Linked DNA regions of Homo sapiens: region 1 is linked to region 2. The links are chromatin loops, found by intact Hi-C in ENCODE. Cell type or tissue: mammary epithelial cell. All regions are shown on one strand. Each heading gives the region's core, and the rest is flanking DNA. Links, peaks and the distances in the headings are about the cores only.

The links. Peaks named below come from ENCODE experiments on the same cell type or tissue, not always from the same donor. Only the 100,000 strongest peaks of a DNase experiment are listed, where the experiment ranks them.
Region 1: it touches region 2 in a loop (4-fold over the local background); 1 of 110 quality-filtered maps calls a loop at or near these places.

Annotation. Positions count from the first base shown.
Region 1 is chr5:61,864,934-61,869,338 of GRCh38, reverse strand. No RefSeq gene overlaps it. Among named protein-coding and RNA genes, the nearest start is that of LINC03123, 130 kb to the right of the region's middle. In mammary epithelial cell, for the core only: no CTCF peak of the experiment used is centred there; a DNase peak (open chromatin) is centred at 2,198; H3K27ac peaks cover 574 bases.
Region 2 is chr5:61,918,197-61,922,601 of GRCh38, reverse strand. No RefSeq gene overlaps it. Among named protein-coding and RNA genes, the nearest start is that of LINC03123, 180 kb to the right of the region's middle. In mammary epithelial cell, for the core only: no CTCF peak of the experiment used is centred there; a DNase peak (open chromatin) is centred at 2,431; H3K27ac peaks cover 2,533 bases.

The DNA of each region.
Region 1 (4,405 bases), core at 314-4,313, 53 kb after region 2:
TGAACATCACCAGTTACAGGTCAAATTGAGATATTGTGCCATCTGATAGACTGCAAGGAGAACACAACCTCACTTCTGTGAGATTCGCATCTGAGATGCTTAACTGGAATCTAGTCATCAGGAAACATCAGACAAATGTGAATTGAGGGACATTCTGCAAAATAACCTGCTGATAGCCTTCAAACATGTCAAAACTTTCAAATAAGTCATGAGAGTTAAGAAAAGACTGGGAACTGTTCCAGACAGAAGGAGACTAAAGAGGCATAGCAACTAATGTGCATTCAAACTGGGTCCATTTGCTATAAAGAACATTGTTGGGACAACTGGCTAAATGCGAAAGAAGCCTGAGGATTAGAGTCCTCAGACTCTAATGAATCCATGCAGACTTCCTGATTTTGATGGTTGAATCCTGTTTATCTGGAGAATGTCCTTGTTTGTAGAAATACACATTAAAGTTGAGGGGTGATGTGATGAAATATGTTTGACAGTTTACTTTCAAGTGGTTCAGAGAAAAGAAGTTCTTAATTGTGAACTTGCAACTTTTCTATATATTTGTTTCAAAATTTTAAAAAGTATTTTCTCCCATGTTCTCACTTATAAGTGGGAACTGAACAATGAGAACACAGGGACACAGGGAGGGGAACGACACACATTGGGACCTGTGGGGGTGGGGGGAAAGAGAGCACCAGGATAAATAGCTAATGCATGTGGGGCTTAATATCTAAGTGATGGGTTGATAGGTGCAGCAAATCACCATGGCACATGTTTACCTATGTAACAAACCTACATGTTCTGCACATGTATCCCAGAACTTAAAATTTAATTTAAAAAAGATTAAAAACAATTTATTAAAAAGTGTTTTTAACCTAAAAAAAAATCTTGGTGCTTTTGCTCTTCTGCCGTTGCCATGATGAACTTCTCCCTAGGCAGTTGCTGCCTTCTCAGCCTGGGCCCTTGAATGAACACACACGGAGGAGACATGAGGTGAGCCAGACCCTAGGATATAAACCTGGCTATACCCGCAGCTTGAAGCAGAGCTGTGCAGCCAAGCCCAGCTGAAAGCAGCCAAGCCCTAGGTCTGCAACTTGAATTTTGACTGAAGGGCTACAACGCTGAAAACAGTTGGAGTAACTTTTAGTCAAAACGGAACGTTATGCTGCAGAACTGGGTCACTGAGGGAACTGCAACCTCTTCTGTGATCAGCACACAACTGACTCCAGTTCTGTAATCAGGAAGCCAGCAGGTTCAGTAAACTGCTAGACCCAGGATACTGCAGTCACTACTGCTGCTGTCTCCAGAACCCTGCTGCACCTGCAAAGATGGTCCCAGCAGAATAGAGGCCTCATGCCCTCCTTCTCAGTACCTACCAACTGGTGTTTGGACACTGGGTATCCATCACTGCTGCAGAAAACCAGACCCCTTCATGTTTCTGCTTAACAACAGGAACAGTGGAAGCAGCAAGACCAAAGCCATGACTGAGATCACTCCTTTCAAACCTCATGCAAGTGCACCTGATTAGCCAGACCCAAATTTCATTCTCATCACTATCTCCAAGGGAATCTTGGAGATGTAGTTTTTAGCTTTCAAATCTCAGTATTACATGAAGGCATGCTACAAGGAGGATGAAACTGATGTTGTGTGTCAAACCATCATACCCATCAGAGAGAGGGAGGGACGAAGGAAGAAAGAAAAAAACGGAAGGAAAGAAGGGAGGGAGGGAGGAAGGAAGGAAGGAAGGAATGAAAGAAAGAAATCGTATATTGTACTTTATTTAGACAATGGTATACTACACAGTAATGAAATTGAATAAGTTAAAGCTAAGAAAATCAACCTGTGTAAATCTCAATATAATAATGTACCAAAAGGAAGTCATAAAATAATAGTGTTAATACCATTCATATAAGGTTAAAAACACTACAAAACAATACTATATATTCTTAAAAGGAAACACAAATTTGTAGTGAAATTCTACAAGCACACATTGGAATGATGGGTCAGATTTATCTTTTCAGAGGGAGGGACATGGAAGAATGGGTTTGGGGAGAGTACACAGGGTGTCTCCATTATCTATTGCTGTGTAACAGGCCACTCCAAAATTAATGGCTTTAAAGCCACAACTACGTGTTTGCTCATGATTCTGTGGGTTGGCAACTGGGCAGGGCCTGGTTATGATGACTCATCTCTGTTCCACGTGATGTTAGCTGTGCTCACTCATACATCTTAGGCCAGTTGGTTTGTCATCTGGGGCTTGTTGTACCCAGATGTCCTCACTCACAGGTCTTGGTCTTAAGCTTTGATGCTTAGATCTCTCCCTTTCTATGAGGTCTCTCCTCACGAACCCTCTCATCCTCAAAGAGGCCAGACTGGGCTTGTTCACAAAATTACAACATTCCAAGAGAGTGAGAGAGGAAGTTGTGAAGCTTCTCCCTGAAGGCCAAGGCCTAGGCCTAGAAGTAATATAATGTTGTTCTATCACATCCTGTTGTTCAAAGCAGTAATGAGGTCAGTCCAGAGTCAAGGGATGGAGAAATAGACTCTTGATGGAAGAGCTGCAAAGAATTTGCATCCACAGTTGCTGTATCTATTATGCAATAGATAATAGAGATCCCAATAGATAATGGGAGTTCCCAATGGGTATATAATATACTATTTAAGCAAATATAGCAACAGCTATATGTGTGATTTGATAATGCTGGGTAATAGGTACAGTTGTTCACTACAAGTTTCCTATACTTGTTCTTTAGGTTTGAAATATGACTATACATTTATGTATGTTCCTTAGAGCTCAAGAGCTGTTCAAGTTCTTGCCTTACCAGAACCTAATTATTCAGCTGTCTTTTCAGTTCTAGAATATAGTTCACAGACGTCTAAAGCATTTAGTTTGTGATAAAGAACAAACTGTCTTTGGAGAAGAGTTTTATTTGAATTATAGGAGTTCATGGCTGAGCAGGAGTTGGAACTCGGTGCTTCTGGCATGTGCACTTTAGGCATCTATTTATTGCCACTGATTTTTAGAGAGGCCAAAGAGACTCTTAGGCTAAACTCTATTCAGAATTAAGATTCAGAGATGTACAGATAGAGGGTGAACTGGGATAGCTCTGGTGAAAGCCAGATTACAGAGTGGAGGGTGATGTTTCTATTGGTTCATGAGCAAGGACTGCAAGGAAAAAAAACAGGACTGGCCCAGCACACCACACTCAACAGGAGGGCCTCACTGTGAGAGAAAGTTTTAGTTCATGGCACTGTGTGGCAGCTAGTACTGAAAATGATCCCAGGTCAGTCTGTGCATCAGGAAGAGAAGAACAATTGAGAAATTAAAGGGCTGCTTTGCTAAGGACACGAATGATTTGGGGCTTAAGCAATCCTGGTTGGGAATCCCCAAAGTGATGGGACTGCAAGAGTGTTTTTCTTCTCAATTTGTCTGAGATATGATGAAATTCTGAGCCCAAAGCATATTGATGCCTGCTCAGTATTATCAAGATGGGTGGGATAAATCTCTCTTATAAATGGTGTTGGATTTGATGGCCATGTAAGAGAGGCCCACAGCCTCAGAGTGGCCTCTCTGTGGAAACAGGAGGCTGGGCTAGCCAGTCCAGACTCAGGGGTTGACCAGGTATCAGGCCAGTTTGCACACACACATAGGCACAGCCTTGGAATTCCCAGAAATATTTCAGGAGGAGAATTCTACAGAAAGCATCTTCCTCTTGTCAAGGAAAGGGAGAGCTGGAGTCCATTGAGATTGGAATTTTAATCAATTCAAGAGATACTGATTCTCAATGGCTCTAGACACTAATGTAGCATTTATATTTTGTTAGCATTAATGCAACTGACATTTAGCATCTCTTTAATTACAAGATGTTTATGGTATCTATACAGAAGTCATTTCAGATTCTAAAGCCTCAGGATACTGAAAGCATGTTTAGAATGTGCTTTCTTTAAGTACTGAATTTAGTCAGACTATTCCAGAGAGCAGACTACTCCTCCATCAGTGTTGGGGATTTGAATGGCTGTTCCTTTTATTAGTTAATCATGTGATGATGACCACCAGCTGCTTCAGTGGATCTGACGCTCTTTCCTCTTCTTCCTCTTCAACCCACAATGAATCTCAAATTCTCCTGTTTTTGATTAGCTTTATTAAGGTGTAATTTACATACAGTGAGATTCACTAATTTTAAAAGGGCAGTTTGATGGATTTTTGACAAATGCGAAAGGTAGTATAACCATGACCACAATCATGATACAGACATTTTTGTCATCCCCAAATATTTTCTTGTGCTCTTTGCCCTGGCAACCATTGATCTGCTTTCTATTACTATATCTTTTACTCTTTTAGCATTTCATATAAATGGAATCATACGGGGAGTAGTCATTTGTGTTTTTTTCACTTAGCATATTGCTTTGAATA
Region 2 (4,405 bases), core at 225-4,224:
TTTAAGCAAGTAGTGCTTTTGAACTTTTACTTGGGAAACCTAAGTGAATCAAGCAGCCTCTCTTTCTAGAGAAATGTGACCTTAAATATATTCTCCCAACTATTTGCATGGCTGGTAAGTGTAACATTTGCATTTTCTTTTTAAACCATAATAAGGAGAATTAAAATCCTATGATTAAGCATTTAAGATAAAATTTAAGGGCCATGGTTATTCATTAGGAAAGTACCACGTACTTAAAATTCAATCAGATTTCAAATGGACTTCTTTTTTTCTATATACAATTGCATGTCATAGACTTGACATTTCTGTCTATCTTCTGTGTCTTTCCAACGTGGTTTATAAGATTTTATTCACACCTGTAGCATTTTAGGGAAGGAAGAATAAATTTTTCCAAGTTTAGTATGGGCTACTTTTCATTTCCCTACAGGATTTTTCAATTCTTATTTTCTCCCTTCGGTTGCTTTAGGCTGAACAGAGAATAGTATATGATAAGCATGAGGTGATTACAATAAATTTGCCTACCTGCATGGAGCTTACAGTCTAGAAGGAAAGGCACAATTCAGAAATAGACCTCTGTATATATAAGACTTTATATCTGATAAAAGAGTATAATAATTTAGCAGGAAATATTGAACATTTGAAAATAGAGTTCAATGTAGATTTTAATCTACTGCTATGTTCTGCTATCTATTCCAGGTAGATTAAAATAAAAATCTTTGAAATAAAAATCATAAAGGGAAAACAAAAGGCAAATATTTAGCTATTCTCTGTATGGAGGAAGGATTGTCTACATTTAGAAACAAGAGAAAAATGATATAGAGAAAGAAAATAAATTTGAATAATATTTTAAATTGGATTTCAAAATAAAAGAGATAAGAAACAAAAACATTTGTCACAATAATGAAAAAGGTATAAACTGTTTATTATATAAAGAGCTCATTCAAATCAATATGCAAACAAGACAGCAATAAATAGGCAAAGGGAGAAGACCAATTAGAAAAGAGGGAACTCAAGGGTCCAAAGTGAAAAAAGGATTTAACTTCACAAATGCACAAATAAATACAAAGTAAAGCTATAATAAGTTACCACTAAATAGCGAAGATTATAATAGAGTCAATATTTGGTGATGGCAATAGTAGAGTGATCCCAACCTCAAAAAATGTAAAAATGGCTAGAAAAAACATGCCAAAATGTTAATGGTGGTTGCCCTGTGTTAATGCATACTTCAGATCCTACTGATGACAGTCGGCATTGGTGTGGCCTTCCTGTGTATCAATTTGACCTATATCAAGAGCCCTAAAAATATTATGTCCATTGTGTCTTCAGTATGTTGCTAGGTGGAAAAAGCAAATTATGAAATAATTTTTTATAATATGATCCCTGATTTTTTAGAAAGAAGGAAAGGAAGGAATGATGGAAGGAAGAAAAGAAAGAAGGAATTGTGTGTATGCAGAGACAAATAGTGGTGATTTTGTTTTCTTCTTTAAATGTCAGGGTTTGTTTGTTTTTGCAGAGTTTATATTGCCATAGAAAACAAAATTGTCTTTCAAAAGGAAGAAATTTGCAAAAAATGCTCATATCCTTTGACCCCTAATTCCCCATTTAGAAAATCATCTGAAGAAAAAGGCAAAAATGTAGACAAAGATTTGTATACAAATATGTGGTTAGAAATGAAAACAACACCAGGAGACTGTTTAAAGAAATTCTGGAGCAACTAAAAGATAGACCATTATGCAGTTGTTATAAATTATATGTCAGAAGGATTTTCAATGAAATGTTAAAATACATCTGACAAATTTTACACAAACAGAATAAAGCAAAACAAGATACAAAATTTTTTAAGAAGGATCCCAACCTCAAAAAATGTGAAAAAGACTGGGAAAAAAATATATGCCAAAATGTTAATAGTGGTTGCCCTAGGTAGATTAATTATGAAGGATTTTTGTTTTCTTCTTTATCTTTTGTTATGCTTGAAAACCCCAATTACTTAGTACCCCTTTTATAAGTGGGGGGAGCACCCTAGATTTTCTAACTCCCCAAATTAAGTTCTTCCCACAGTACCAGAATACAACAGTTCTCTTCAGTAAGGAGCTTTTCTACCTTGCCTTAAACCAGAAATGATGAAGTATCAGAAAGGGGCCATGAAACCTGCATGCCATTAAGAAAATGAAATTTCTACCAATAATCATCAGGCATCAGTATCTTCTACCTCCTTTGTCCAATGACACAACCACCAGCTAATGTCCATTATTTAGAATGACATACTGTACAACTAAACACAACCAGCCAGCAGTCCGCACTCAGAGGACATCATTTCTAGAAACACAGCCTCCAGAAGCTGTTATGCTTTCCAGCAAGGATCAGTGGCATTGCCACATACAGTACCTTGGACGGCTGCATCACTGGGTGCCTTGAGTAATCGCTAGGTAAACATCCGAGCACCAGTTGCAAAAAGATACTCCTGTGGGTAGTAAAAAATGTTCTCTATTTGCGAGTTGAGGCTTACGCCTGTGTTTTGGAGATACCTGAATTGGTTTGGCTCTTTTCCAATTATAATCTGTTTGTAATCACCCTGGGTCTGTAACATCAAGCAGTGTTATGAGGGAATTAATTCTTTCTATGTGACAGTTGTTAGTGTAATTCATGTCCTTGTTTTTAATTGCTGGATCAAATTACTTTGTAGATTATTTCATATTTCATCCCAAGAGAAAGGAATAGAAAAAAATGCACAGTGCCTCTGGTGACTTATTTGTTTAGTCTACCCAGAAAAAAAAAAAAAAAGCAGAATTAAAAAGATTGACTTTCTAAACAAAATGGTTCTTCTCTATCCTTGGAGTATATTTTGAATGATTTTAGATGGAAAGTTAGCCGAAGTACATTCTTCTTGTTTAAACACTCTCGGAACTAAGTTTATTTTTATAACAGTTCTGCCAAAATAATGGCCATAAAGGTCACAAAGCAGTATCTCCTAAGAAATACCTTGAAAAGGATTTACAATTCAATGCTCTTTCGTTAAAAGAAGCACCTTGAAGATAAGAAATTAATGAGATTTAGAATAATTTATTAAGGAACACCTAATAGACTCTCATGAGATTCAAATGTCAAGACGTTTAAAAAAACACAAAAGAAATTTAGCAAATGCAAATTATATTTGGGGGAAAAAAGACAAAGAGTATTTGAAAAATCTTATAAATGTTTATTTTTGCAGCACTGCAATTTAATCCTTGTATTTGAATACATACCCGCCAGACATTTCATATGTTTTTGATTCTAATGTTTGGAATCTCAGAAAGAACCAGTAATGATTTCTTGGTGTCTTATAAGGTGAGAGTTTACTTGCAGGCTGACAGGGAAGTAAAAGCCCAGATAAGACAAGCTCACAGAACTGAAAAGCTATGGAGAAAATTCATTGTTCTATTTATTTCCACTTTGTGATGAGTTGAGTTGAGAGCAAAATGTATTTATAACAATGGGACACTTGAAATGAACTGTTGCTGTAGCTGTCCAAGGCCAGCCAACATTCATATTGCCTCATAAATAGTCATCTTATAAAGTAGACCTGAGTGATAAACTAAAGAGGAATTATAGATCAGTGATCACTTAAAAGCAAGCACCAGGGAAATTGATAAATACTGCCTGCTGCCTGGCAAATAAAAAACACAGTCATCATTAGAGAAGGAGCTGGAACTTGCTGATTGCTGGGAAATTACAGCAATAGATAAATGAACAGACCTACTCACTCGGGGCAAAGGTGCCTTGTAGTTCAGGTAACAAAGTACTGTCAACATGGAAAGGTCCTTGAAGTAGGAGCTGAACCTGCTACCCTGAAAACAGAAGCCATATATACACACACAGTGTTGAAAAGCTGGCAGCCCTGAGTCCGTTTGCTCAGCCAGAGTGCTGAATGTATTATTACCACTGTCATCTTTGAAAGGGGAAAAAGAGATGTCCATAAAAATAAATATCTTTTCCACCATTGGAACTATTACATGATTGCAAAGAATTCATGTGATCACTTATATCTTATTATAAACCCAGTCCATTCTAGTCTATTATAGGAAACCAAGGTGATTATATTGGTTTAAAAATTGGTTCTGTTTCCCTATTTTTAAAATATGTTGTTTGAGGCCGGGCATGGTGGTTCATGCCTGTAATCCCAGCACTTTGGGAGGCCGAGGTGGGCAGAATGCCTGAGGTCAGGAGTTTGAGACCAGCCTGACCAACATGGAGAAGCCCTGTCTCTACTAAAAATACAAAATTAGCCAGACGTGGTGGCACATGCCTGTAATCCCAGCTACTTGGAAGGCTGAGGCAGGAGAATCTCTTGAACCCGGGAGGCAGAGGTTGTGGTGAGCCAAGATCATGCCATTGCACTCCAGCCTGGGCAACAAGAGCAAAACTCTGT